Linked DNA regions of Homo sapiens: regions 1, 3, 4, 5 and 6 are each linked to region 2. Evidence: chromatin loops called from intact Hi-C (ENCODE). Cell type or tissue: OCI-LY7. All regions are shown on one strand. Region 1 overlaps CXADR (CXADR cell adhesion molecule). Region 2 has its middle 52 kb from the start of LINC01549. Region 3 has its middle 39 kb from the start of LINC03147. Region 4 has its middle 26 kb from the start of BTG3-AS1. Region 5 has its middle 66 kb from the start of BTG3. Region 6 holds the start of CXADR (CXADR cell adhesion molecule).

Region 1 (5,000 bases), 170 kb before region 2:
ATAAGTTTTGCAAATTATTTCATTCTGGGAGTCTTCAATGAAATGAGCCTTGTTCTCTTCCAGTTCTTCAAACTACCAATAAATCCTTTATTAGAATAAATTACCAGCAAATAAATAACTGATGCAATGCTTTGTGCATCAAACATCTATGGGTAATATGGTATTCTAACTCTAACGCTCATCCTTTCTATATCCATTTTCTCCCATATAACCAGCAATCTAAACATATCTAATAACGGATAGTTATTTAAAATAGCTGCTAGGAAATTCAGGGCCTCACTACAACCCGTCCACAATAAAACAAGATTCTACCAACACAGGTTTCTGAATGACACTTTGGAGTGGCCCACCTGCTTTCCACTGGGAAGAGGAAGTACAAGTCTTTTACATGCCAACATCCAACCATTACACTACGAGGAAGATTAATTCTTAACCCATGGTACTCTGCTGGAACAGAAGAAAACCACAAAGAGAGCACGAATAAAGTCTTGTCTCCTAAATGTTTCTTTGGTCTGGACTTCCCACATACTGGCCGCTGTCCTCAGAACATCTGCTTCCATGATCACTAACACAAACAACAGTCCTTCTCAGATATGGGTATGTGACCATCAAGTTGTAGTTGGACATGGTATCCCACCAATTTAGTAATGCTCTGTTCCATACACGTATTCCTTCATCATCTTTTCCTGCTAGTGGCTGCACCAGTCTACTGGAAATAATCTCTAAATCCCTACATGAGACAGGGGATACTTTTATCATGATGTCATCCTTCCAAGAAATATAATTTCTTATTGGTTCAAAAATACCCTGACTCCAGGCAAAATCTATCAATAGATGCTAAAATCAATAGGCAAAAGTTAAATAAGAAATAACATATCTGCATAGTCTCGAAGTAGCTCCCCCAAGACATTTTTTAATTATAGAGGGAAAAATAATAACTCTAGAGTGGAGAAGCCCATCAGATAAAACTTAAACCAAGCGATCACGATTAACAATAAGACATGACATCATGTGCCCCCAGACGTGACTGGAGGAGATTAAGGAGATATAAATGCCATGTGGATTCTAGATGCAATCCTAGTACAAAAAGGACATTACCGGAAAACAGTAAAATTCAAACTGGGTCTGTAATTTAGTTAATAGTATTGTATCAGTGTTAATTTCCTGGTTTTGATAATTATAATATGATTTTGTAAGATGTTAACATTAGGGGAAATTAGATGATGGATCCACTCTCAGAAACTTCCTTGTATTTTTGCAACTTTTCCATAAAACTAAAAATTATTGTAAAATAAAAAGTAGTGAGGGGCCGTGCCCAGTATCAATGGTTTGCAAATCCCTTAGGACCTTTAAGGCCAGTGATGACTGAGCCACTACACTTGCTGCTGCCACTGTGGCATGGTGCAGTGGGAGTATACCATATATGTCCAGGAATTGTTAACTGTGCATGTTCTGCTCTTCAAAACAACTCTGTCTCTTTATACCAAAAGGTTTCAATAAACAGGCCCTTCCAGAGCTCCAGGGGAAGGTGCCCGTGATATATGGCCACAACAGTAACCTTCTATCAACTCTCTTTGTTATCATTTCCCACTTCTGCTTCTTTACTGAGCTGCATCCACAAGAGCTTCTGCTGTGTCTGAAAGAGCAAGGCAGGCACGGCAATGGAGCAAGCTACAGCAACATGCTGCCCCTCACATCCAGACGACTATCAATCATCTCTGTGGGTTAACGGCCACATAACACACAAGCTCAATGAATGCACTGCCATTACCCTGTGAATGCCATGATGGCAACTACTTCAGATTTCCCACAAAAGAACCAAAGCATTAGACAGAGCCACTATCAGTCAATCAAATGAGCTCCAGTGACCACCACTTAGTTGGGTCACTAGAGGGCACTTCATCTTATCTTTTGCCCCAGATAATCCAGGCAGAATTTCCAGGCAAAACTAACAGATAAGCTTCAATCCAATTAATTTTCACCTTCGAGAGAATATAATTCTGGTGGTTTCTCCCAGCAGCAGTCACGACTCATCTAAAAACATGGAAGAAAAAGCTACAAGGAATTCTCTGGCTCTGACACAACCTCGTCCAGATCAGAGTTCCAGTCGTCCCTACTTCTCTTCGGCAATCACTTCCCTGCTTTCTCCTCTCATCCCCAGTTTATCCCCTCTCCCCCTCCTTGGTTTGAACTGAAGGCTGACTTGGCTATAAAATTCTCCCCAGGAGTAACTCAGGGTGAACTGTGTCAATGCTTCCCACTTACCCATTCTTAGGACATGCTGGGGTTCAAAGTTTAATATAAAAAGGCCATTCCTACTGCCGGGCAGTCACGGCTCCTGCCATGAGTGAACTGAGCCACATCATGTGCCATCCCCTACCACCCAACTCAGGTTCCTTTTTGGGACATGTTCTGCTGTAATGTTCTCTTCAGTTGAGAACTGCAAATGTGACCCTGAACCTGGTCCCACAGGATCCAGACAATACACAAACACACAAACATGCTTGTCCACAACTCTTCTGGGAATATGTGCCAACCCCATTAATCCCAGTGTAACTGTCCCATCAAACAGGGGTTTCACAATAAATAATTCCGATAATCAAATATCTTCTGCTTCGCATATCATGAACCAGTTAATATTCCGTATACATCTTCCAACTTAATAGTTCCTAGAGAGCAGTGTTGGAAGAAAGTATAGTCAGGGTTATAATCTCAGGAATTCCTGGGTCTGTGATAAGAATTCAGACCAGGTAGCTGGGTGCGGTGGCTCACACCTGTAATCCCAGCACTTTGGGAGGCCAAGGCAGGCAGATCACGAGGTCTGGAGATTGAGACCATCCTGGCTAACATGGTGAAACCCCGTCTCTACCAAAAATAAAATCAGCCAGGTGTGGTGGCGGGCACCTGTAGTCCCAACTAATCAGGACGGCAAGACAAGAGTATTGCTTGAACCCAGGAGGCGGAGGTTGCCGTGAGCCGAGATCATGCCACTGCACTCCAGCCTGGGTGACAGAGCGAGACTTGGTCTCAAAAAGAAAAAAAAAAAAAAAAAAAGAATTCGGACCAGGTGTTAATCTTTCACTTGCTTATACATTTATAACAAAGAAAAGTTACTCCATGTTTACTCAATGAAGACACAGAAAATTCAAATTTCCAACATTACCATATTCCTTTTCCTGGTTCCTTTTTTAGATTGACTTACTTTCACACCACAAGAAACATTTTTAGTTAGTGCGATTCAGAATGATGCATTTCACCAGGACCTCTTCAGGTCCCCATTCAATGATGCTGCCAGCAGAGTCTATCTACCAAGACAATGCATGAATTTGCCATGAAGGTACACAAAAATCCCCACTCTTGTTCCTAGTCTCTAGGAGTAATAGTTAAGTGCTGGGTCTACTTGTAGGAGGAGTAGTTAAGTGTTGGGTGCCCAAGTCATCTTGAACATTGCTCTCCTAAAGAGTATTCTTGTAATCTCAGCACTCTGGGTGGCCGAGGTGGGTGGATCACCTGAGGTCAGGAGTTTGAGACCAGCCTGGCCAACATGGTGAAACACTGTTTCTACTAAACATACAAAAATTAGCCAGGCGTGGTGGTGCATGCCTGTAATCCCAGCTACTTGGGAGGCTGAGGCAAGAGAATCACTTGAACCTGGGAAGCAGAGGCTGTAGTGAGCAGAGATTGTGCCACTGCACTCTAGCCTGGGTAACAGAGTGTGACTCCATCTCAAATAAAATAATATTAAATTAAATTAAAATTAAAATAAAGAGTATTCTTTAGAATATTCTACCCCACCCCTAATCAGTTCTCTAAACAGAAGGAATGAGGTAAATGTTGATGTGGGAGGCCTGCCCTGATCAGTTATTTCCAGTCATGCTAGACAATTCTAGCATCAGCTTTTCCTATGAAAGTCAATCCCCAAGTGTCCCCTAAAACATGAGGACAGGGGAATTTACTGTCATTAAGCAGAGAGCTAGACAGCTATGTTTTTCTACATGGTAGCCAATGTACATTTTGTGTAAAGCTTACCACAGTATGGTTTTAGAAGTATATTTATGAACTATTATCTTTCAGTTTCTCAATTTGAAGGGATTAAGAGTGCTTGTAGACATTATCACAGAATCTAGAGAAGGATAATAAACTCTGTAGTCTTTGGCAGTTTACAAAGCAGTTTACACTACCTCCCTATTAACTATTACAGAGAGGGCTATAAGATATCAGTGAATGTCTCATCTCCTCACTTTAATGATGAAAAACAGTGATGCCAAGAAGCTTAAATACTATGTGATGCCTAATGGCCTTACTTGAATTCAATATTCCTTCTTCCATATTTCTTCATCTCCATTCTAAATGCTTAAATTATTCATCATAGAAACATGGTTCTACATAATTCTCAGGGCAAATTCTGAGGACAAGGCAAAAACCCTAGATCTCCTAACTCCTAGCTTAGGGTTCTTCCTCCATACCATAATACTCGTTCACTTATTTTCAAACTCTTATGAATTTCACAAAGAAGTTGATCACTTCTTACTTTTCCTATCCAAAACCAAAAGCTAGTTTTATATTTGATGCTATCCAACATAGAAGTACTTCAAGTGTTTAAAATTGTTATTCTAAAAAATTAAGCTTTATTTTATACAAGTGCTGCTACTACAGTACTATGACTAATCATTCTCTTACTCAGTAACCCGTTAACACAAATAAAAATAACTTACCAAGAACTACCAGATGAATCTTCTTATTTGCAACACCAGGAGCTTTTTTCACTTTGCACTGATATGTGCCAATATCTGACAGTTGTAAATTCGTTACATTTATTGATGCATCACCAGATTTGAGATCATTACTCGTAAAATGTACTCGGCCTTTCAGATCTGGATAGTAGTCATCATAAATTTTGTCTCCAGAATATAAAATAATCTAAAAGAAAGCCAAAATTAGACAGGAGGAAAAACAAACACACACAAAAAAAACTGTCTCTTAAAGGAGCCCTGGATACA
Region 2 (5,000 bases):
CTTCAGAGGCCCCTGGTTCCTCTATTGATAGAAGTTTTCTGAGTTCATGAATCAACTTTCTTCTAGTTGTTTTTTTCTTTTTCAGGTACTCAGCAGAGCAGAGATATATGAGTCCAAAGCCATTTACCAAAGGTTATAAGCTTTTCATTTTGTGTACAATAATCATCTTTTTTTGGTGTACAGTAATCATCTTCTATAATCACCTTTTCTGTTCTCCTCATTTTTGTGGAATTATGCCCTTTCACATCATTTTTGTTATTTTAGTGGGGTTTCAGGAAGGAGTAAGAGAAATGTGTGTGTGTGTTTCCTATCACTTGCAATTAACAGGAAGATCTTTCATTACCTGAGCTTGTTTTTTATCGAAGATTAACTCCCTATGGGTCAGGAAGTAGACATACTGTGTAATCATTTGGCACAGACTCCAGGCTAACACTAAAATATTATTATATTGGGAAATGAGAATAAAGAGAACATTTTTTAATATAAAAAGGAAATGATTATTTCTTGGATGATAATTTTTTTTCAAACTGAACCTTTGATTTGTATTTTTTTATTCTTGGATTACTTTTTCTTCATAGTCCATCCATTGTTCAATTAAAATGGGCAAAGGAAAGAGGTCCAGCCCTTAGAATATTTTTATATTAAATAAATACTTATAAAGTAATAAAATTTTCATTTTGTTTCCATACTATGAATAGAAATAGCCTCCTTTATAATATCCCCAGAGTATGAATAATAGAGAAATTATTGATGTATTTAGAAAGACTTCTTTAAACATACTCTACATTTTTATCTCTGAGAAAAAGATAATTAAGCTTATGATTCCCAAATTGTGCACTGAGGCACCCCAAGAAGTTGCAGTGACCTCACAGGGGCCACACGACATATTGAAAATTCTCAAGAAAAACACAGAAACATTTGTTGGCTGCTGCATGAACTACTGGCTCAAAATACCTTATAATTTAAACCTTAGATTGTGCTGTAATGCTTTTCTAAAAGACATATCTTTGGAAGCTGGGTTTTCAGAAGTTGCTGTGATAAAAAATAGATACTATATGACAATTAACATGGAACGGGAAATAAGGGTGGTGGTGGTGAATTTGGTTCTAAAGGTTGGGTGTCTAGTGCCCAATAGGTGCATGTACCTCACTGGTAACTGTGATGGTGTTAAAATGTATCCAAAATTCTTTAACAATCTTCCCTTTAATGGATGAATCCTAATTCCTTTCCCTTTGAATATGGGCTGGACTTAGTAACTAGCTTTTGAAAACTAGAATGTGGCAGAAGGGCAAGTGTGAGACTCAGAAGTCTAGATCATACAAGGCGTTTCATCTTCCTCTTTGCTTTTTCCTGTTGATCACTCAGTTTTGGGGAAGCCAGCTGCTTCACGGCTTGAGCATGTGAAGATGCTCAAGCAGCCCTGTGGGTGTGCCATGTGGAGAGGAAATGAGCTCTTTTGCAAAAAGCCAGCAGGGAGCTGATGCCACTGGCCAATAGCCATGGGAATGAACCATCTTAGAAGTGGGTCCTCCAGCCTCAGGTAACCTTTCTGGTGACTGCATCCCCGGCCACCATCATGAAGGCAACCTCATTAGGGATCCTGAGCGACAGCCATCCAGATAAGCTCCTCTGGCATCCCTGACCCACAGAAACTATGAGATAATAACGACTTGTTGTTTAAGCCACTAAATGTTGGGGGTAATTTGTTATGAAGCAATGGGTAACTAATATAGTCAGTGTGAGATAATGAAATAGGCCAGGAACAGTGGCTCATGCCTGTAATCCCATCACTTTAGGAGGCCAAGATGGGAGGACGGCTTGAGCCCAGGAGTTTGAGACCAACTTGGGCAACATAATGAGACATTGTCTCTACAATTAAAAAAAAAAAAAATTAGCAGGGAGTGGTGGTGTGCACCTGTAGTCCCAGCTACTTGGGAGGCTGAAGTGGGAGGGTCACTTGAGCCCAGTAGGTCGAGGCTGCAGTGAGCTTGGGTCACTGGAGCCTAGGTCCAGCCTGGGTGACACAGTGAGACCCTGTCTCAAAAAAAAAAATTTTTTTTCCCATTTGTTTATGTGTGTAATTTTTTCAAACAGCGAGTAAGTTGTTAGAATGTAAATACTTCTTAAGTTGCATAAACCTAACTATGTAATAAACAGAACTTTTTTTTTTTTGGAGCATGCGAAAAAAGTTACTGAGACACTAACTGTGCCATACACTGACAAAATTTGGGTACCTCATCAGTAATTAAGTTAAAGATAGTTGCTAAATGTTTTTTCTCTTAATTTTTTAGGAATATACAATAATTCTCATCTATTTTTTGAATGTAGAAACTTATTACGTTTTGACATTGAAACTTTTTTTTTCTTAGTATGTCAGTGGGGAGAAGAATACATTTCAAATTAACCACCATCGAGGAAAGTTATAATTTTCTAGTATTCAATAAACATGAACGAAATCATTGGCTTATAGAGATGAAATATGTGAGGAGTAATATAACATTTAAGAATAAAGTAACTCGCACATACAGTGAAGAATGGAAATACCAGCTTATGGATACAGTAATATGTGAAGGCAGTAGGTGCCATTTCAAAGCAGCAGTTGGTTTACTAAAAATAAAAAGAGGCCAAGCGCCCTCTAGTGGTAGCTGTTGATATAATTTAATAGCAGAAAAAAACTAACACAAAGTGCCTTCCTTTACCTTGAGACAGTGTTTAAAAGGTACTTGTTCTTTACTTTATCAATACTATTAAACCCTTCGCTATGGCTTTGTTTTTGAAGTTTTTTTGAATGAAAGAACGCCACCAATGACTTTTAATGCCAAATTCAGCAGCATTGGGTAGTTTTTTTTTTCATATAGGAGAAACAAAACCTTTCCATATTACATTAAAAAAAGCTCAATGAAGCATAACATTTTCTCAAAGCAGATTGCATCAGCGCCATGCAAGCAACTTAAAAACATAAGGTGGCCCTTATTTAGTGAATTACATTGACTGTAATGCAGCATCTTCCAACTTTCTTGTCCATCTCATAAACAAATATTTAAAACACAAACAGTGCAAAACACTGCACTGTGAGGAGGGGTTGAAGAGAGGCAAGGAGGCTTTCAGAAAAGTGAACCAGTGTGGTGTGGTTCAGAGAATAATGATGGGGGTTGGGGATTAGGATGCTGTGGGAACCTTCACAAAGCCTCTTACTTGATCCCAAGGGAACAGGTAAGGCCTCCAGGAGGAAGAAGCATATCAAGGTTGGGCTGTAGAGCTGAACTGGTAAAGTTGCTTTGCTGTCTTAATTTATCCTAGCTTCCTAAAATGAACGCTCTAATAAACTGTCGCTTGGACTAAAAATAAATTGCTGTAACAAAAGGATAACGACCATGCTTTGCAAATTTGCTAATTACTATTTGTTCTTGTAGTAAGGATTCTCTTTTTGTCTCAGAGGACTGTGACATTATTGCCTCTCAAAACAATGAATCATTTTTCACTAAGAAGATTTCTCCAAGTGTTCACTTCACCTTGTCTTTGAAATTGCCAGCCATCTATTCTCCAAGGCTGATTAGTAATGAATAGAGGAGGACCTTTTTAACTGACAATGCAGTTAATAGAGACCCTAATGTTTGAAAATGCAAAATGATCTCAACTTATCTTTAACGTGAGTTAAAAACAATTGGTTTACACTTTTACAGATAAGTGTAGTATGTAGAAACATATAAACTTGGTAGAATTTTAGGATCATAAACCTATCCGCATGTCATTTCAAATATGAATTTAGCTCACAAATGTCTGTACTCCACAGTAGACTGGAGTTGGGTTTTCCTAGTTCCAGAAGTATATTCACTTACAGAGAAGTCAATAGGTATCTACTTACAGGAAGCCAGAAGAGTGGGAATAAAAATTTCTAATTAATACAATTTTTTTCACTCAATTGATCAGCAAGTAACCCTAAAAGACAATGTATTAGCTTTACTTAGATAATAACTAATGTAATAGAAAAATGAATTTTCCAACATGTAAGAAGTAATTTAGGAATTACATCTGTTCCTAGTTATTTCTTATAATCATGAGTCACAAGCCATCATTCTTGAAGGTAGTTTGCAAATGTAACAGATGAGGAATAGCTATGCCCAGAACAGCTTGGACACTTAGCTTATATCAAAAGAAAATCTATATCCTATGAATTCTTTTGGTTGTAAATGAGGAAATTCAACTCAGTCTTATTTAAACAAAAAGCAGACTTATTGGGCCGTGTAACTGGAGTGGGGCAGGACTGGTACCAGGCACAACAGAATTATGCCTTCTCTTCCCATCCCTTGGCTTCCTCTGTGTCGACTACCCGGACTGGTATGGTTAAAGTGCAACCCTATATCTACCCAGAGGAAAAGAAGTCATTCTATGAAAAGGATACTTGCACACACACATTTATAACAGCACAATTTGCAATTGCAAAAATGTGGAACTAACCCAAATGCCCACCAATCAATGAGTGGGTAAAGAAACTGTGGAATATATATACCATGGAATACTACTCGGCCGCAAGAAGGAATGAATTAATGGCATTCACAGCAACCTGGATGGAATTGGAGACTATTATTCTAAGTGAAGTAACTCAGGAATGGAAAACCAAACATCACATATTCTCACTCATAAGTGGGAGTTAAGCTGTGAGGATGTGAAGGTATAAGAATGACACAATGGACTTCGGGGACTCGGGGGAAAGAGTGGGAAGGGAGTGAGGGATAAAAGACTACAAATTGGGTTTAGTGTATACTGCTTGGGTGATGAGTGCATTAAAATCTCACAAATCACCACTAAAGAACTTACTCATGTAACCAAATACCACCTGCTACCCAAAAACCTATGGAATAAAAAAATTAAAAAAAAAAATCTCTTGCCAATCCAGGAGACCTCCCCACAAACACAGAAAAAAAAAATGTGCAACCCTACACCCTGGGAGATACCTACATCTTGATCTCTACAGATCAGCCACATAGACATCATCTGTG
Region 3 (5,000 bases), 540 kb before region 2:
TATGACCACCTTCTAAATATAAGAACAGCACGTAGCAAGCCAGGAACAGAGAGGATATCAAAGACAATGTTATAAGCGCTAAAGACAAACCTCATCTATAATCTGCCTAGGAAATGCCCAAATTCCATTCTATACGTGTGGGCAGGGGTATATTCAACTCCCTCTCATTTCCCTATTTTTCTGGAGCCAATATTCAAGTTTTCTTCAACTCTGGGATATATATATATACACACACACATACATACATATACATATATATACATATATACATATATACATATATATACATATATACATATATACATATATATACATATATACATATATACATACACACAGATATACATACATACACACAGATATACATATACATACATATACACATATATGCATACATATACATATATGCATACACATATGTGTGTATGTCTGTGTGTGTGTGCGTGTGTGTGTGTGTGTCTGTGTATTTAAAAGGTCTTTCTACCTAGGATAGATTATAGAAAGGCAATTTCCAAAATGGCCCAGATTGCCCACTAATGCACTCTTTATCCTAAACTTCCCAGTGACTTATGTTCCAGAGTATTCTTTTTATAATATTTGCCTTTAGAAAGTCTTAATCCTGATTCCCAACTGTATTCAAGTACGATCACTTTAGTAACTTGGTGATATGGTTTGGCTGTGTCCCCACCCAAAATCTCATCTTGAATTGTAATCCCTATAATCCACGTGTCAAGGGCGGGACCAGGTGGAGGTAAATGAATCGTGGGGGCGGTTTCTGTCATGTTGTTCTCGTGACAGTGAGTGAGTATCACAAGATCTGATAGTTTTATCACCATCTGGCATTTCCCCTGCTTGCATCTCTCCATGCTGAGGCCCTGTGAAGAAGGTGTTTGCTTCTCCTTTGCCTTCTGCCATGATTATAAGTTTCCTGAGGCCTCCCCAGCAATGAGGAACTGTGAGTTAATTAAACTTCTTTCCTTTATAAACTATCCAATCTCAGGTATTTCTTCATAGAAGTATGAGAATGGACTAATACACTTCAGGAAAAAAAAAAAAAAAACCCACCTTATTTATTTGTTACCCTCAGTAGCTTACTTAATCATTTGTCCTTGTGTAAACAATGTGTGTTGAGACCCTAGGCAAGTATAATTCTGTTGTCTAACCTAAAACAAAGAATTAAATTTTTTTTTCATTTCATAAAGGAAAAGCTAAACTTTTGTAAAATGGCAATACAAATATCAACACATGTTATGTTTAATTAGTTGGACTAATATGAAAGCTGTCTGTGTATCAGCTTTTTAAGATTTTCATCCTGATCTTTGAGAACTGAGCAGTGCGGTTTTGCTGCCCTCTTGAGGAAAGACAAGAATCATTACACCTACTAATTTAGAGTTTTTATGTTCTCATTATGCTTATTGGAACTAATTAAATTACTATTAATTAAACCACAAATTAAAATAAGTTTTGAAATACTAATTGTCTATTAAACATCTCAAATTATATCCTCATGAGTAAACAAAGAAAAAGAATAAACATCTCAAAGAAACTTATAATCACTACATTACTAAACTTTGAAAATAACCAATAAAAGATATTGGGTCCACTATTTGACCTTTCTGGACAACCAACATGGAATAGTCATTTACTCAAAGGAACTCAGAAAGTGTGTGGCTCACTTATAGTCCTGGATTGCCTGTATAAAATGTAATGAATAAAATAACAAAAATAGGAATCATCCAAATCTATTATAAATAAATTTATCCTTTTACTCGCAGGCGAATTTAAAATTTGTGGATGTTAACATACTAAGTTCCTATAATTTAAATCTCCCAATTCATGACAATGAAAAAGCAAACTCCATAAGGAGTAGCTCCTTGTTTATTTATTCAACAAGCATTTATTCAAAGCCTTCTATGTACTCTTTATGAATAATGCCAAAGGTCAGTTGAGAAATCAATGAGTTATTTAATTCTTTCCTATTTGCCCTCTGACACTTCAAATGTGTGGCCAAATTTACACTCAGCATGAAAGTCAGCTATCAGGAAACTGGCCCAGGTGCATACATCTTCACCCATTCTCCACCTGAGCAATCAAACCATTAATATGTATTAAGAGCTCTCTGCCTGCACAGTTCTAAAATTTTAAACCTGTGAAAACTGAGAGTCAACTTTCATGTTATGGACTGGTCACAATTTTGGATATGCACACTGTAGCATGGTACTAGAGTGACCACTAGAGGTCGCATCAGGTGGAATTTACAGAGGCTGCTCATACGCAGATTGGATTCTCCTCAGGGGTGTGTCCTTTCCTTTCTTCCACCCCACACGGCCACTAGTGCCCCCTCCCTTGAGCTTGGCTGCCCAGATTGCTCACTAATGCACTCTTTAACCTAAACTTCCAGTGACTTATGTTCCAGACTATTCTTTTTATAATATTTGCCTTTAGAATGTCTTAATCCTGATTCCCAACTGTATTAACTAATTCAGACCACAGGCTTAATGAGTGATCATTGATTGGTGTCTTTGTCTTCTTATGTAGCATTTTTTTAACAGAGCCAGATAAGGACAAGCTCTGTGGTAATATAACAGAATGATTAGCAGTGCACCTATTTGGTTTTACAAGGTGGATATGATGACAATGTACAAAAAAGAAAAACTTATTTCTGTAGACTTATTAATTTCTACCCTGAATGCAATATCAAGCATGTATTATTGATTTTTATGTTATGTTCAGCTAAAAAGTCCTTCAGTCTAGAGATTTCAGATAATAAAAAGTCCAGGTCAGAACAGTCCCGACTAATTGTATAATGACAATCTCATTTCAAGTTAAAACTTCTCTTCTCTCCCAGCTTCAGACTTGGAAGCCTGCAATGGGCAAATAGGATGAAGCTGGCTTCCTTTCTCTTCCTTGTTCACCTCCTCTCCTGCTAGGTCAGGCCCAGGGAAGAGGAGTTGGCAGGAAAGTGCACAGCTGCTCCATGGTGACACAGTTGTGATCTCACATCATTTCTCTCCGGTCTCCAAGGCTGATTCTCCAATAAAGGGTTTTTGGAGACAGCCCTCGGACACCTTTGCACTAGAGTGCACCAACTGCCTCTCCTCCCACAGGCTACTTACTGCTCCCTCCTGCTGGCCCTTGGGCTTCTGGCTGCCCATTTCTCTCCTCAAGTCCCTTCACCATCAGCTATACTCCAGCGGAGGATGCTGACCAGCTCTCTTTTCTGCATTCACACAGCTTTCACAGGAAATGCTACTTTTATTCTCCCCCTTGTGTACATGCCTTTGCTCCCTGTTTAGCACTTTGTATGGTGCTACCGGGCAGAGGCACCTCCAGCCACAGCCTCTCACCTTTAGCTTCCTCAGGCATGAGCCAAATATCAGACACTCTATCCCTCAAACTCCAAGAGACCCTCACGTTCCTCAACATCCTTCTCTTCCAAAGAAAGGGAGAGGGGAAGAACAGCATGTCAACAACACTCTCCAAAGAATTCCTGACTCTCAGCTTCTTTGACTTCAACCTGTTTCAAAACTCAAGTAAGTGATTGTTTAAAGCTATCTTTGTGTTGCCATCTTTCTAGTTCCACATGAGTAGTTTGGCACCTTTTCTAAATTATAGGGCTACTTAAGAACAAGTATTTTGTTCCTGGCCTTTGGGACTTGTATAAAACTGAAGAACTGGCCAGGCACAGTGGCTCAGGCCTGTAATCCCAGTACTTTGGGAGGCTGAGGTGGGCGAATCACGAGGTCAGGAGTTTGAGACCAGCCTGACCAACATGGTGAAACCCCGTCTCTACTAAAAATACAAAAAATTAGCTGGACATAGTGGCGGGCACCTGTAGTCCCAGCTACTCCAGAGGCTGAGGCAGGAGAATTGCTTGAACCCAGGAGGCGGAGGTTGCAGTGAGCCGAGATTGTGACCCCACACTCCAGCCTGGGCAACAATGCGAGACTTCGTCTCAAAAAAAAAAAAAAAAACTGAAGAATTAGGGAAAATGTTATATAAAATGTCCTCTGAGATCTTGTGGGAAAGTTGTTAACATCTTTTTACTTTTTTTAATTTATTTTACAAATCTGTAAAATTGAGCCCATGCTTACACCTACCTCATAGGGCAGTTGTCAGCATTTATGGTGATAATGCAGACTTTGGCAGGAAAAAAAAAAAGAGGCAGAAAAAGACAAAGTCTGCTGTAAATAATGGAAAAGCTTGTGAAAGGAAAATAAATCTTGAGGCCCCCAAATCACTAAGCTAAAGGGAAAAGTCAAGCTGGGACTACTTAGGGCAAACCTGCCTCCCATTCTATTCAAAGCCAACCCCCACCCCTGCTCACTGAGATAAATGCATATCTCATTGCCTTCTTTGGAGGGGCTAATCAGAAACTCAAAAGAATGTAACCATTTGTTTCTTATCTACCTATGAGCTGGAAGTCCCCTCCCTGCTTGAAGTTGTCCCACCTTTGCTTCCAATTGTCCCACTTTTCCAGAAGGAACCAATGTTCATCTTTCATATGTTGACTGATGTCTCCCGTCTCCCTAAAATGAATAAAAGCAAGCTGTGCTCTGACCACCTTGGGCACGTGTCTTCAGGACTCCTGAGGCTGTCACGGCTGCATGTCCTCAAACTTGGCAAAATAAACTCTCTAAATTAACTGAGACCTGTCTCAGATATTCAGAGTTCGCAACCTTTAGGAGCTACATCTCAGTGCATTCAGTAAAAGAATAAACTTAAAGCTAAGACCTCATAAGGAATGTCACCCCACATTCCTGAAATCTAATGTAAAACATTGCTGTTGTTATTGTGTTTAATTTCCACATAAATAGCAGTAATACTATCACACTACATGGGCAATTAAATAACCCTTTATTTAATTAAAGTACTTCATAGATAAGTGTGCTAACAACCTTATCAGAGCTACCACTGATGAGTTCCAAACCAGATTTATCAACCCATCTTGAGTGTCTCCTCTGATTCTTCAGCCTCATCTATTTTGTGGGCCATTGGCT
Region 4 (5,000 bases), 200 kb before region 2:
GCTACCAATGACTTTCTTCACAGAATTGGAAAAAACTACTTTAAAGTTCATATGGAACCAAAAAAGAGCCCGCATTGCCAACTCAATCCTAAGCCAAAAGAACAAAGCTGGAGGCATCACACTACCTGACTTCAAACTACACTACAAGCCTACAGTAACCAAAACAGCATGGTATTGGTGCCAAAACAGAGATATAAACCAATCGAACAGAACAGAGCCCTCAGAAATAACGCCACATATCTACAACTATCTGATCTTTGACAAACCTGAGAAAAACAAGCAATGGGGAAAGGATTCCCTATTTAATAAATGGTGCTGGGAAAACTGGCTAGCCATATATAGAAAGCTGAAACTGGATCCCTTCCTTACACCTTATACAAAAATTAATTCAAGATGGATTAAAGACTTACATGTTAGACCTAAAACCATAACCCTAGAAGAAAACCTAGGCAATACCATTCAGGACATAGGCATGGGCAAGGACTTCATGTCTAAAACACCAAAAGCAATGGCAACAAAAGCCAAAATTGACAAATGGGATCTAATTAAACTAAAGAGCTTCTGCACAGCAAAAGAAACTACCATCAGAGTGAACAGGCAACCTACAGAATGGGAGAATATTTTTGCAACCTACTCACCTGACAAAGGGCTAATATCCAGAATCTACAATGAACTCCAACAAATTTACAAGAAAAAAACAACCCCATCGAAAAGTGGGTGAAGGATATGAACAGACACTTCTCAAAAGAAGACATTTATGCAGCCAAAAGACACATGAAAAAATGCTCATCATCACTGGCCATCAGAGAAATGCAAATCAAAACCACATTGAGATACCATCTCACACCAGTTAGAATGGCGATCATTTAAAAAGTCAGGAAACAACAGGTGCTGGAGAGGATGTGGAGAAATAGGAACACTTTTACACTGTTGGTGGGACTGTAAACTAGTTCAACCATTGTGGAAGTCAGTGTGGCGATTCCTCAGGGATCTAGAACTAGAAATACCATTTGACCCAGCCATCCCATTACTGGGTATATACCCAAAGGATTATAAATCATGCTGCTATAAGGACACATGCACACGTAGGTTTATTGCGGCACTATTCACAATAGCAAAGACTTGGAACCAACCCACATGTCCAACAATGATAGACTGGATTAAGAAAATGTGGCACATATACACCATGGGATACTATGCAGCCATAAAAAATGATGAGTTCATGTCCTTTGTAGGGACATGGATGAAGCTGGAATCCATCATTCTCAGCAAACTACTGCAAGGACAAAAAACCAAACACCGCATGTTCTCACTCATAGGTGGGAATTGAACAACGAGAACACATGGACACAGGAAGGGGAACATCACACACCAGGGACTGTTGTGGGGTGAGGGGAGGGAGGAGGGACAGCATTAGGAGATACACCTAATGTTAAATGACGAGTTAATGAGTGCAGCACACCAACACGGCACATGTATACATATGTAACAAACCTGCACGTTGTGCACATGTACCCTAAAACTTAAAGTATAATAATAATAAAAAATTTTAAAAAACTAAAACAAAACAAAAATTAATAGGTATTTGGCTATCCATTTTTAAAAATTAACCCCCTACTTCAAACCATAAAAATAGATTCCAAATATATTAAAGAAATCACGTAAGTTATGAAACTATAGGAGTACTGAGAAGAGGCTGACTCACACCTGTAATCTCAGCACTTTGGGAGGCCAAGGTAGGAGAACTGCTTGAGGCCAGAAGTTTGAGACCAACTTAGGCAACAAAGTGAGACCCCATCTTTACCAAGAATAAAAATAAATAAAAGAACTGAGAGGAAATATGGAAGGATTATACATATATAATATATATTATATATATATATACACATTATATATATATATACACACATTTTGTATATATACATATAAACTTTAGCTTTGGGAAATATTGGAAGACAGGCCATTTGGAATGGGGAAAAAATTTTAAATTTTCACAAAATGTGTAAAAGAAAATGAATTAATGTCACTATATACAAAAAGGGTCTGTATATAATTAAAGTAAATCATTTAGTAAGGCCAAATCAATAAAGAAACACAAATGGCTAAAAATATTAAAAGATAAGACAATGGCACACTAATGACGAGGGAACTATAAATTGAGACCATATTTAGACCAGATGAAAAGGAATAAATCGCCTATAAAAATTACTGGCCACAAGAGGGCATCAGATTTCCCTTTCCAGCTTAGCTAAATACTATATTCGCAAAGAATAATCTAGCTTCTACAGGAAAAGTGTTAGTGGTTATAGCTTAAATCACTTCTTTTCCTATGGGTCTACATGTAAAAACTGTCACTGGTAATGGAGAATTTTAATGAATTATGTCATAGTTATTATACAAAACATTTCTTTACTATAATTATTTTTCTGTTAATAAAAGTAGTATTGTTCATTTAAGAAAAGAATTAAAACCGGGCGCGGTGGCTCATGCCTGTAATCCCAGCACTTTGGGAGGCCAAGGCGGGCGGATCATGAGCTCAAAAGATCGAGACTATCCTGGCCAACATGGTGAAACCCCGTCTGTACTAAAAATACAAAAAAATTAGCTGGGCGTAGTGGCACGCGCCTGTAATCCCAGCTACTCAGGAGGCTGAGGCAGGAGAATCGCTTGAACCTGGGAGGCGGAGGTTGCAGTGAGCCGAGATGGCGCCACTGTACTCCAGCGTGACGACAGAGCGAGACTCGGTCTCAAAAAAAAATAATAATTAAACACCCAGAAGCACAAAGACAGATCATTGGAATCGAAAACCACTATTAATAGTTTAATGGATGGGGGAGCTTTTACTTTATATACTCCTATACTGTTGTATTATGATATGAAATATGTTCATTTTATGGTCACACAATTCGAAAACATGGAATGTTTTCTTACGCCATTGTTTTTTTCCTAAAACATGATTTTTTATAGTTTCATGGTACTCATATGTATGTGCTGTAATTGATTTAACAAATCTTTATTACTAGATTTTAAGCTACAAATCTCTTTCAGAAATATCTTTTCAATCATATATCTCAATGCATATCAATGTCAGATGTTGGTCAGGAGTATTCATTTAAAGTCCAGAAATAAACAGCCAAGTTAATCTCAGAACTACCAACTTTATGAATTCACACATAAAAAATATAGACAATACATTTTTCAGAGTTAATTTAATAAGTAAAGCCACAAAATTCAATGGAAAAACAGTGTGATTTTGTTTTACTAAACTCTATGGAAAAAAACAAACATTGTTTTTGCATCTTATAAATCATCCATCAACCACTTCTAAAGAAGAAGTGATAAAATATACTGATTGAAAATGAAAATGTATTTAAAATTTTTGAACTTTGTTTAAAGAGACTGTAACATGAAAATATAAAGTCAGTTTTGTTATTTGAGTTTTTGTTTGTTTGTTTGTTTTTTGAGACGGAGTCTCTCTCTGTGGTGGAGCGCAGTGGTGCAATCTCGGCTCACTGCAACCTCCGCCTCCTGGGTTCAAGCAATTCTCCTGCCTCAGCCTCCAGAGTAGCTGGGATTACAGGTGCCCGCCACCATGTCCAGCTAACTTTTTGTATTTTTAGTAGAGACAGGGTTTCACTATGTTGGCCAGGCTGGTCTCAAACTCCTGACCTCGTGATCCGCCCTCCTCGGCCTCCCAAAGTGCTGGGACTACAGACGTGAGCCATCACGCCCGGCCTAGGGGCAGGACTTTTTAAAACTTTCAGAATCGCAAGACCTTAATAATAGTAAGATGTCCAAATACATTAGGAACCATTTGAACGTTTGCAAGACAGAATAACCAAACTTGTGAATGCAGGATGGCACGATGATGTGTACGTGAACCACCCTGCACTACAATACGCTCTTTCCTTAGAAGATGATCTTCACATCGCTGTTACAGACCAAAATAAATAAAAAGCCAAAGCTACGTCTTTAATTAAAAATCATCATTTATTGATGGCTTCATACCAGCCAAACGCTGGACTAGGTGCTTTACATGGATTATCTCATGTATGTTCTTGAGGTCTATACAGTTTGTTCTTCATTTGTTCAGTGGCTGAGCCAGGATAACCTCTAACTCCAGAGTCCAAACTCTTAACCATTACATTTACTTCTTCTAACAGAATCCTTCCATTTATCTTAAATCATGAGTAAGCACAAATCTTTCCCACCTGAGTTGATTGCATACACATACACACACAAACACACAAACCCAGGAATAAGCATGTCCTATGTATGCAAGCCTCGAAAGCACTAACTTGTGGCTATAATGGATCCCTTTCTAACATAGCAACAAAAGGAAGGAAGGAGGTTAAGATCCATTCTGTGTGAGGTTACTACACCCGTAGGCAGCCTTGTAGATCCATTACAAGCTAATTTTAACAGAGATGGGACCAGATCATAATGAGGTCTTTCTGGTAAACTGTCCTCAAAGAAAGGGTCCAAAAAGGAATCCCATGTGATCATTAGGATAGTGCTGAATTTTAAAAATCTCTTTAAGATATTTCTCTCTTCTTCCTCAGCCTTTGAGCAAACTCAAAGAGAGGATTATACATTTATTTCTTAGTTAACATTTGGGTATTTAATCATTAAAATATGTCTGTTCACTGATACCAGGGGGAGCAAAGTGGATTTCGAGTGTGTGTCAGCATGGCCAAATCATCTGATGGCTATTTTGGATGAGATGGTAGCGTATTTCAAGTATTGCTCTGATACTAAAATGGATGATGTACAACAGTTATACATATATGTTGGAGAAAATCTGAAAAACAACCACCCCAAGTTAATCTCTTAAAATTTGGTATATCTTTCCTATGACTACTATAGACATTTAAAGGTTTTTATTTTAACATTTAAAACAGCCTATGGACGTTTCTGTTTTTTGCAGAACTTTAACTGCTATGTAAATTTCTTCACTTAACTGTACCACAAATCTTTTGCCCATAACATTACAAGAAGTT
Region 5 (5,000 bases), 290 kb before region 2:
TCACTCATATTTACCTGAGAATACATCTCTTCAAATATTTTACAGAGTTTGCCACTTTTCATTGACAAAAGTCTCCTTGACATTTTCCTACAGCCAGACTTGGGCACCATTGCAGTATATACTCTTTTAAGCCATTTTTTCCCCCAGCAATTAATTAGTTGATTTCATGAAAAACTTAGCTCATCTTTCAAATCAAAGTAGAATGCATGTGTCACTCTTTGAAAATTTGTTCTTTCTACAAATGACGAAATAAGTTTTCAAAATTTTTAAATTTCCAGTGGTCTTTTAGAAATGTCTGTGAGGTGTAATTTATGGGATGTTTCCTTACACTCAGAAAATGAGGGTGCTTTTTGGAGCGAATTTGTCACCCACAATGGTCTTGCTGCAAAACCCTACTGTTTCCTGCAAGATTCAAGCATTTCCTTACTTCTTGATGGCTCAAAATGCCCGGGCTTCTGATGCTCAGGACAGAATCCCCAGCTCATACATTTTTAGATTTACTTCACTTTCAGGATTTACATATTTTAAGCATGAGGCTATGGATGTGTTTCAACCAATTTTCTAAAATACGCTTTTTCCTAAGACAATTTTTGCTTCTTGTTAAGACTCTGAGTGTTGAACATCTCTTGGGACCTGAGGTGGAGATTTTTATAACCTTCTGCTCTCCAGTTATAGGCTATTTGTGTCCCTACGTCCAAGTCTCAAGTTTATTTCTCCTTCTCATTTACTCCTTTACTATGAAGGGGTCCACAGCTAGACTAAAGTGGGGTTTAACGAACTGCAACCCAGGGGCCATTCTAGCCTGACATCTATTTTTGTTAACTAAAGTTTTATTGGAACACAATGACGTCCATTCATTTGCTTGTCTCTGACTGTTTTTACACTACAGTGGCAAAAAGGAGTAGCCAGAAGTAGACAGAGACCAGATGGCCTGCAAAACCAGAAGTATTTATTATCTGGCTCTTTTTTTTTTTTTTTTTGAGACGGAGTCTCGCTCTGTCACCCAGGCTGGAGTGCAGTGGCGCGATCTCGGCTCACTGCAACCTCTGCCTCCCAGGTTCACACCATTCTCCTGCCTCAGCCTCCTGAGTAGCTGGGACTACAGGCGCCTGCCACCACACCAGGCTAATTTTTTTCTATTTTCAGTAGAGATGGGGTTTCACCGTGTTAGCCAGGATGGTCTCGAACTCCTGACCTTGTGATCCTCCCGCCTCGGCCTCCCAAAGTGCTGGGATTACAGGCGTGAGCCACCGCACCCAGTCCTATCTGGCTCTTTAAAGGAAAAGTTGCCAACCCCTGGACTAACGGAACATTCCTAGTGAAAATATTTATAAGTTTTCTTTCAATAGGGAAACATCACATTACTTCTAGCATCACTCTAAACTGCATGTGCTGTGAGGATTTTGCAGTTTGCCAATGTTTCTTTATCTTTTATCGTTATCTTCAGGCCACAACATACAAAGAACCTCATTTTCAGATTGCACTCGTTATTAAAAAGACAATTTAGGGCCTAAAAATTAATGGACAGTCTTGTTTATAAATGCTTTTTTTTTTTTTTTTTTGAGACAGAGTCTTGCTCTGTCGCCCAGGCTGGAGTGCAGTGGTGGGATCTCAGCTCACTGCAGCCTCCACCTCTCAGGTTCAAGCGATTCTCCTGCCTCAGCCTCCTGAGTAGCTGGGATTACAGGTGCCCGCAACCACACCTGGCTAATTTTTGTATTTTAGTAGAGATGGGGTTTCACCATGTTGGCCAGGATGGTCTCAATCTCCTGACCTCGTGATCTGCCCGCCTCGGCCTCCCAAAGTGCTGGGATTACAGACGTGAGCCAAAGTGCCCTGTCAAATGGCATTCTTTAATCTACAATGAATCACCTAGTTACATGTGTAAGGGGAAGCGTCAGGGAGAACTGTCTGAATCTCTATTCATTTGCCTCAATTCTCTGCCATAATTTATTTATCATATTAACCTTAACCTTGTTAACCTTTCTCCTGTCTGCTAAAGTGAACCCCAATTTCACCTATTTGTAGCTTGTTTTGCTATATTGCTGTACACTGCTGATAAAAAAGAAAATAATTTTTTCTTTTAATTTTCCCCAAATTTTCTTGACAATTGGTGATGATACAAAGTATGTATCTAATACAATATTAACCCAGGAAAATATATTTTTAGAGACAAATCTTATTTTTTTCAATGAAAGTAAAAAGCAGTATGCTTTATTTACTAACTAGTAAGACCTTATTACTTTTCTCAAATACCACAAAACTTACTAAAGAAAAGCTTTCTGATTTGATCTTTGAATGATTGCAGAAAAGTAAACTGGCTTGGATCTGACATCACCTTGTCTTTCATTGCACTCTTTGCAGCCAAGTTACTGATATTCAACAGTACCAGTTTGCCCTCTTGTGGTGTATTGCAGTTACTGTTCTTTTCTACCACTAAGAAGTTTTGTATAGACCCGTTTAATTTTATGTAACTCATTGTACAAGACACCACTCTATCTTACATTTCATCTGTGATTAATTCATATAGAACAATAATCAATAATACATGCTGGAACTTTCAGAATGAACTTCTAAAATTACTCTAGACCATAATGAAATATGATTATCGCTGTTTGACACCCATCCTGAATTCCCAAGAACAGTAATAAATCTGCCATCCACCTTTGGTCCATAGGACTACTTTGTAGGACAAAAAGTCTAAAATTATCATATTCTTGCATATCAGATGTTATAAAGAACTTCTACCTATTCTGCTTTCCAACTCGGCGATGTGAATACATACATAAGTGTAAATATTTTTATCAAAGGACACGTGAACATTCTCCTAAGCAGGAGAATAAAAAGTTATTCTATTCAAAAGAATTGTTTCACTTTTGTAAAAGTAAAATCTACACCACAGTTTCTGGTTGCTTCCATTCAAGGAGAGCTTTGGAAACCCATTCTGACTCCTTGACTTTGTGAATTCACTGGTTTAGGGTAAAGTACAAGGCTCATGGATCCCATAGAGCAGTGGTCTCCAATCTTTTTGGCACCAGGGACCAGTTTCATGGAAGACAATTTTTCCATGGACTGGATGCGGGGATGGTTTCAAGATGATGCAAGCACATTACATTTATTGTGCACTTTATTTCTATTATGTTACATTGTAATATATAATGAAATAATTATACAACTCACCATCATGTAGAATCAGTGGGAGCCCTGAGCTTGTTTGCCTGCAACTAGACAGTCCCATCTGGGAGGTGATGGGAGACAGTGACAGATCATCAGGCATTAGATTCTCAAAAACAGCATGCAACCTAGATCCATTGCATGTGCAGTTCACAATAGGGTTTGCAATCTTATGAGAATCTAACGCTGCTGCTGATCTGACAGGAGGCAGAGCTCAGGTGGTAATGCTAACTCGCCCACCGCTCACCTCCTGCTGTGTGAATTGGCTCCTAATAGGCTACAGACAAGTACCAGTCCCTGGCCCAGTAGCTGGGGACACCTGCTGTAGCGTATATTTTGGCACTTGTGAGACCAATTACCTGTAATGTCTCCTCCACATACAGCAGGAATTAATTTCTCTTTTGTTACATATTTTCTCTTTTTTATATTTATACTTTTCCCTCTCTCCATGATACCCACTACGAGTTCAGATTCTGGAGTCCAGACAGCTTGGGCTTTTTTTTTTTTTTTTTTAATATATGCAAGTTCTACCACTTAATTTTTTTTTTTGAGATGGAGTCTCGCCCTGTTGCCTAGGCTGGAGTGCAGTAGTGCGATCTCAGCTCACTGCAAGCTCTGCCTCCCAGGTTCACGCCATTCTCCTGCCTCAGCCTCCTGAGTAGCTGGGACTACAGGCACCTGCCACCATGACCAGCTAATTTTTTTTTTTTTTTGTATTTTTAGTAGAGACAGGGTTTCGCTGTGTTAGCCAGGGTGGTCTTGATCTCCTGACCTCGTGATCCGCCTGCCTCGGCCTCCCAAAATGCTGGGATTACAGGCATGAGCCACCAAGCCCGGCCCACTTACTTTCTTACTGGGGATTTCTTGTGCAAATTGCCTTAATGGACTCACCCTTGATTCCTTGTCTCTGAGGGCGGAGGATTACCCAGGTGCCGAGGCAAGAGACTGAAGGCACAAACTGTTTCAGTATAATAAAGAAAATAGTTAGAATAAGAATAGTCATAATACAAATTAGATATAGAGATGATCATGAACAATTATCAATCATTATTATAAACATTATTAATCATTAGCTTTTAATATTACTCTTTGTTGCATTACTAATATAACCTAGGAATAACCAGTGGGTATAGGGTCAGGTGCTGAAGGGACATTGTGAGAAGTGACCTAGAAGGCAAGAGGTGAGCCTTCTGTCACGCCTGCATAAGGGCCGCTTGAGGGCTCCTTGGTCAAGCGGTAACGCCAGTGTCTGGGAAGGCACCGGTTACTTAGCAGACTGCGAGAGGGAGTCTCCTTTCCTTGGAGGAGTCAGGGAAAACTCTGCTCCAGCAGCTTCTGGTGGGAGGCTGGATATTATCCAGGCCTGCGCGCAGTCATCCGGAGGCCTAAACCCCTCCCTGTGGTGCTGTGCTTCAATGGTCACTCTCCTTGTCCACTTTCATGTTCCTCCCATACTCCTGGTTCCTCTTTGAAGTTCGTAGTAGATAGCGGTAGCAGAAATGGTGACAGTCTTAAAGTCTTTGATCTTTCTTATAAGTGCATAGAAGAAAACACTGACCTATGCTGCCTTCTCTCTGTGTGCTTTGGCTACCTAAGAAGGAAGGGCCACCTGTCCTGTGATCATGTGACTTGCTTCACCTTGTCAATCACTTAGAAGATTCACCCTCCTTACCCTGCCCCCTTGTCTTATATGCAATAAATATCAGTGTGTCCAGCCGTTCAGGGCCACTACCAGTCTATGCGTCTTAATGGTAGTGGTCCCCGGGTCCAGCTCTTTTCTCTTAATCGTTTTGTCTTGTGTCTTTATTTATTACAATCTCTCATCT
Region 6 (5,000 bases), 130 kb before region 2:
CTACACTCAAATGACCCTCCCGTCTCAACCTCCCAAATTGCTGGGATTACAAGCACCGTGCCTGGCCTCAGCTGTTCTTAAACTGAAAAACTGGAATAAAGATAGTTGCCTTGTTTAGCTGAGACACTGGCCCTTCGAGTAGATGTTCACTGTACCCGTGTATACCTTATGAGCACAATGACTCTCTGCATCAAAATATTATTTCTTAGAATTGTGCCTATCAAAGTGAGGCATTCCAAAAAAAAAAAATTAAATCCAATTATCTAAATATTCCCGTTAAAACAACAACAACTAGTTCCTGCCAGGCATGGTGGCTCACGCTTGTAATCCCAGGACTCTGGGAGGCTGAGGGAGGCGGATCACCTGAGGTCGGGAGTTTGAGACCAGCCTGACCAACATGGTTTCTACTAAAAATAAAAAAGTTAGCCGGGCATGGTGGGGGGTGCCTGTAATCCCAGCTACTCAGGAGGCTGAGGCAGGAGAATCGCTTAAACGCGGGGGGCGGAGGTTGTGGTGAGCCAAGATCACGCCATTGCACTCCAGCCTGTGCAACAAGAGCGAAACTCCATTTAAAAAAAAAAAAAAGTTCCTCCACATAATTTATGTTCTTCCACTTTTCTGCTTTAGATGTGGTCTAAAACTATTTTTTTTTTTTTTCCCAGAGAACACACTGTGTTCTCAACTTCATCTTCAGGTTCGGCCTAGACAAAAAAAAGAAAAAAAAGAAAGAAAGGTGGGAATGTACCTGTAAACTGGTTCTATGACCCTTCATCTTCTCCGGAAGGCTTACTTTGGACATTTCAGCCCGCCAAGTCTAAATGATATATATCAAAAAGGTGGAGGTAGTGCTATAGGCTCAGATCGAAGATTAGACTTGCTAATAGAATGTTGATCCCATGAGTAATGCTCACAGCTGTGGCATCCAACAATGGAATTAACATTTCAACAGGAAGCAGAGAGCCATCCCAACAGAAAGGGCCACTAGATCCTGCTTCAGAGCACCTAACAACAAAAAATTACCCTTCCAGAGGCTATACTAAGTGCGCCTCCTAGGATCCCACCTACGGATTTTTAAAAATGAATTATTTGGTTATAAAACGCAGCAAGTGCTTAGTTTGACAAACAAGATCAGTTGGTTAAAACACCGACATGGAAAATCCGTTTTTTAAAGTGTCAAAATGATTACGCCTCCTAATGGTCCACGCATTTTTCACATGCCTTTTTTCCCCTCCCAGAGAAAGGAGCAGTCGACAAACGCACTTGGCAAATCCTCTAGCAATTACCCTGTACAACTCAGCCCGTCTTATCTCCAAAATGAACGACTCATTACAAACTCAAAAACGAGGTCACTGAATTCTCCTTTGCACTTCGCCCAAGGACTGCAGAAACCAATGCTACATTTTTGCAGGAACCCACTTTTGATTTTCCACGGTCTCCTTCACAATGCGCGTCTGGTTAGCAGCTCCTGCCTGGGCGAGCTGCTTCCAGGAGACTAACACCGTCCAGGCTGGCGTTCGCTCAGCGCCTCTTTCCTAGAGGTAGCCTGGCCGATCCGAGGCACCGGGCAGCTCCATGTCCATTGAATAATGGCGTTTGCAATTCAGCCTCCCCGCCTGGGCGACTCGACACCTGAAAACTCGCCGCCCAAGGTTTTTGAAATCGGGTAACGCTGGAGAGAACCGACACGAAGGCTGACAAGGGAGACGGCGAGAGCAAAGAAAGGCAAGCCCGCACCGGGGCAGAGAATGCTATGGGAGAGCTGCGAGGCGCACCCGACACGCCGCGCCCGAGCCCCTCCGCCTCCACCCCCCGCCGAGGGCTCCGTCCCCGGGCACTCCGCGCGCCCTGCGCGGCTCCCTACGGGACGGCTCCAGGAGCGCCCGGCCCAGCAAAAGCGCCCCTGTGCAATTCTGCCCGCCCCGCCGCCCCTGCAGCAGCGCCCCCAAATCGCGCCCGCCCCCTCCCCCACGCCCCATTGTTCCTGGGTGGCCGCGGGCAGCGAGCGCCCCCGGGCTGGGCGGGTGCTGAGGACCCCATGGCCCCTACTCACCCACTACTCCGCACAGGAGCACGAAGCACAGCAGGAGCGCCATGGTGGCTGCCGTGCCGTGGGCGGCGGCTGCAGGTAGGCGGCTCTCGCTCCTGGTCCCAGGCTCCCCGCGCCTCGCGCGCTCCCGACTGGCTCGCGGCGGCGGCGGCACCTCTGCACCCTCCGCCCCTCCTCCCAGCCCCCGCTCGGCAGGTGAACTCGCGTCACTTCCGGCAGCGGCCCGGGCCGGGCTGCGAGCGCCGGCTTCTCCAGCCGCGTGGGGTTGCCTTGGCAACCGGGCGAGGCGCTCTTCTGTCCCCGGGACCCTCCCGGCGCCGAACTCTCAGCCTCCCGGCGCGCGGCGTCGTAGGTCGCGGGCGGCCGCCTCCCACGCCGCAAGCCTGCGCAGGGGTCCCCGCCTCCATCCCTTAAGCTAAACCAGGGTTTTGCGCGCGGGGGTGGGGCAGCCCGTCTCCCACATACTGAAATTGCGTTGGCGCCCTCCTTTAAGGCGAGGCACGGGACACTCCCAGGGGCCGCCACTAGGGCGGCTCCTACCCTCCGCCCCGCCTGCACCCACCCGTCCCACCCCTCGCGGTTTGCCCCAGGGGCAGGTTCTCTGACCTCATGCTCACGGGATGCGACCTGTGCAGCCCCTGGCCTTCGCTCTCTTAACGAGCCGCTCTGGCTGACATAAAAAGCGCGAGAGGGCTTTTCTCCATCTCTGGTAGGGATAGAGCCCCTCTGCAGCTACCGATTTGGGAAATACCTGAGGTTTTTTCCACTTGCACAGAAAGGCTATTCTAGCCCTGAAGCTGGCTAGTAAGACGCTATAGTCCCAGCTACTCCGGAGGCTGAGGTAGGCAGACAACTATTATCCAATATTAGTGAGTGAGCTTTGAAAGTGGGGCTCAGTAGTTGTGGTTGAAGGCGTCAGTTGGAGTGTGGGGTCGGGGAATTGGAGATCTTGAAAGTTGTTGTCGGCTGCTCTTCCAGATAACGTTTATTTATAACTACATAGAGACTTTGTAGTGCCGCGACAGTTCCATAACAGAAATGAATTGAAGAAGAGGAGCGGTGGGTAAGAGCTTATTCCGCGGAGTGGGGCAGTAACTGGGCAGGTTTCATAGAAATGGCACCTACTTCGGGGTTGCTATGAAAGTTAAATGAGATAATGCACAAAAAATGCTTGGCACCCTGCCTGGCACGTAGTTTTAATTAGCTTCCACTTACTGAGTTCTTGCTTACAGGGTTCCTGCTTATGTAGTCTATAAGCTTACATAGTTTGTAAGTTCCTGCTTACTATCTAGACTAAGCAGGAACCCCCGTAAGCAGAATTCAGTAAGTGGAAGCTAATAAAACTAATATTGGAAAATTCTTATTATGCATTGAACCAGAAAAGAGAAGGGGCAAAGAAATCAGGTATCAAGAAGACCAGAATTGCGCAACTGCAGTTTAGCCTGGTGAGTTGCAATTCTGGCTGCACATGAAAATTACTTGGAGAATGTTTTAAAAATACTAGTGCCTGGCTGGGCGCGGTGACTCACGCCTGTAATCCCAGCACTTTGGGGGCCCAGGCGGGCGGATCATGAGGTCAGGAGATCGAGACCATCCTGGCTAACACGGTGAAACCCTGTCTCTACTAAAAATACAAAAAATTAGCCAGGCGTGGTTGCAGGCGCCTGTAGTCCCAGCGACTCGGGAGGCTGAGGCAGGAGAATGGCGTGAACCCCGGGAGGGGGAGCTTGCAGTGAGCCGAGATTGCGCCACTGCACTCCAGCCTGGGCGACACAGCGAGACTCCGTCTCAAAAAAAAAAAAAATATATCTATCTATCTATCTATCTATATATGTATATATATACTAGTACCTGAGCCTTACTCAAGTGATTCCAATTTAATTTGATTTAAGGGGAATCCTGCTTTACGGCAGCCCAATAAATGACAGATGACCAGTGGTAGTAAGAGGAAGTGGCTTTGCAAAATCATACCATCTGATTGTAAAGTTCTGCCAAAGCTTTTACAAACTAATAAGAGTTCAATACAGACGTAAGACAACATGAGTAACGGCTAGGGACTTCCCATTTGAGCAAACAGGAATTCTACTGGATATAATTGCGTGTAAATAATATTTGGAATTTAAATTTTTACTCACCACACTAAATGAAATCAAGCAGAGAAGAGCAAGTATTGAAGTTGTTCATCTGTTTAACAGTGTTCTACGAGAACTTTTCTATACTCGCTCTGTCGCCCAGGCTGGAGTTCAGTGACCCCATCTCGGCTCACTGCAACCTCCGCCTCCAAGGTTCAAGCGATTCTTCTGCTTCAGCTTCCCGAGTACCTGGGACTACAGGCGCGCGCCACCACGCCCGGCTAATTTTTGTATTTTTAGTAGAGACGGGGTTTCACCATATGGGCCAGGCTGGTCTCGAACTCCCAGCATGTTGGGAGGCAGAGGTGGACGATCGCCTGAGCCCAGGCGTTCGAGACCAGCCTGGGCAACATGGCAAGACCCCCCATATCTACTAAAAATAAAAAATGAGCCGGATGTGATGGCGCGCAGTGCCTGTAGTCCCAGCTACTCCGGAGGCTGAGGTAGGAGGACAAATATTATCCAATATTAGTTTTGTTATCTTCCACTTACTATGTGCAGGAACCCGGTAAGCAGGATCTCAGTAAGTGGAGCTAATAAAGTGAGCCCAGGAGGCAGAGGTTGCAGAGAGCCTTGATCCAAGAAGGAGAAGGAAGCAGAAAGAAGAAGAAAAGGAGGAGGAGGAGGAGGAAGAATTACCCAAAAGGATTTAGGAGGAGGAGGGGGGGGGGAGGAATTACCCGAAAGGATTTAGGAGGAGGAGGGAGGAGGACCGGGAGGACGAAGGGAGGAGGAAGGAGGAGGAGGAGGAAGAGGAACAACAACTACCCAAAAGGATTTTTATCTTAATCCCTTTCCTGGTACTTTTTCTTCTAATTCTT

Evidence for each region. A loop is a pair of places that touch in the nucleus more often than their neighbours do. Peaks named below come from ENCODE experiments on the same cell type or tissue, not always from the same donor. Only the 100,000 strongest peaks of a DNase experiment are listed, where the experiment ranks them.
Region 1: a loop joins it to region 2, with 11 times the contacts of the local background. A loop is called at or near these places in 22 of 110 quality-filtered maps.
Region 3: a loop joins it to region 2, with 3 times the contacts of the local background. A loop is called at or near these places in 10 of 110 quality-filtered maps.
Region 4: a loop joins it to region 2, with 5 times the contacts of the local background. A loop is called at or near these places in 90 of 110 quality-filtered maps.
Region 5: it touches region 2 in a loop (4-fold over the local background); 9 of 110 quality-filtered maps call a loop at or near these places.
Region 6: a loop joins it to region 2, with 5 times the contacts of the local background. A loop is called at or near these places in 24 of 110 quality-filtered maps.

Annotation. Positions count from the first base shown.
Region 1 is chr21:17,551,669-17,556,668 of GRCh38, reverse strand. CXADR (CXADR cell adhesion molecule) reads right to left here. Exons shown (of 7, transcript NM_001338.5): 3 at 4,716-4,920. Among named protein-coding and RNA genes, the nearest start is that of CXADR, 41 kb to the right of the region's middle. In OCI-LY7, a CTCF peak has its summit at 1,894 (motif pointing right); no DNase peak of the experiment used is centred here.
Region 2 is chr21:17,384,855-17,389,854 of GRCh38, reverse strand. No RefSeq gene overlaps it. Among named protein-coding and RNA genes, the nearest start is that of LINC01549, 52 kb to the left of the region's middle. In OCI-LY7, CTCF peaks have their summits at 2,435 and 2,636 (motif pointing left); DNase peaks (open chromatin) are centred at 1,404, 2,614 and 3,074; H3K4me3 peaks cover 1,415 bases; H3K27ac peaks cover 3,357 bases.
Region 3 is chr21:17,922,437-17,927,436 of GRCh38, reverse strand. It overlaps a transcript of CHODL not described here. Among named protein-coding and RNA genes, the nearest start is that of LINC03147, 39 kb to the right of the region's middle. In OCI-LY7, CTCF peaks have their summits at 1,128, 1,329 (motif pointing left), 2,025 and 2,227 (motif pointing right); a DNase peak (open chromatin) is centred at 2,246.
Region 4 is chr21:17,583,286-17,588,285 of GRCh38, reverse strand. It overlaps a transcript of CXADR not described here. Among named protein-coding and RNA genes, the nearest start is that of BTG3-AS1, 26 kb to the left of the region's middle. In OCI-LY7, CTCF peaks have their summits at 1,992 and 2,212 (motif pointing right); a DNase peak (open chromatin) is centred at 2,215.
Region 5 is chr21:17,676,599-17,681,598 of GRCh38, reverse strand. No RefSeq gene overlaps it. Among named protein-coding and RNA genes, the nearest start is that of BTG3, 66 kb to the right of the region's middle. In OCI-LY7, CTCF peaks have their summits at 2,203 and 2,402 (motif pointing left); a DNase peak (open chromatin) is centred at 2,378.
Region 6 is chr21:17,510,223-17,515,222 of GRCh38, reverse strand. It overlaps CXADR (CXADR cell adhesion molecule), which reads right to left and starts at 2,180. Exons shown (of 7, transcript NM_001338.5): 1 at 2,051-2,180. The coding sequence starts at 2,093. RefSeq lists silencers at 2,010-2,549, 2,610-2,729. In OCI-LY7, CTCF peaks have their summits at 944, 1,147, 2,323 and 2,523; DNase peaks (open chromatin) are centred at 1,752, 2,262 and 2,542; H3K4me3 peaks cover 3,019 bases; H3K27ac peaks cover 599 bases.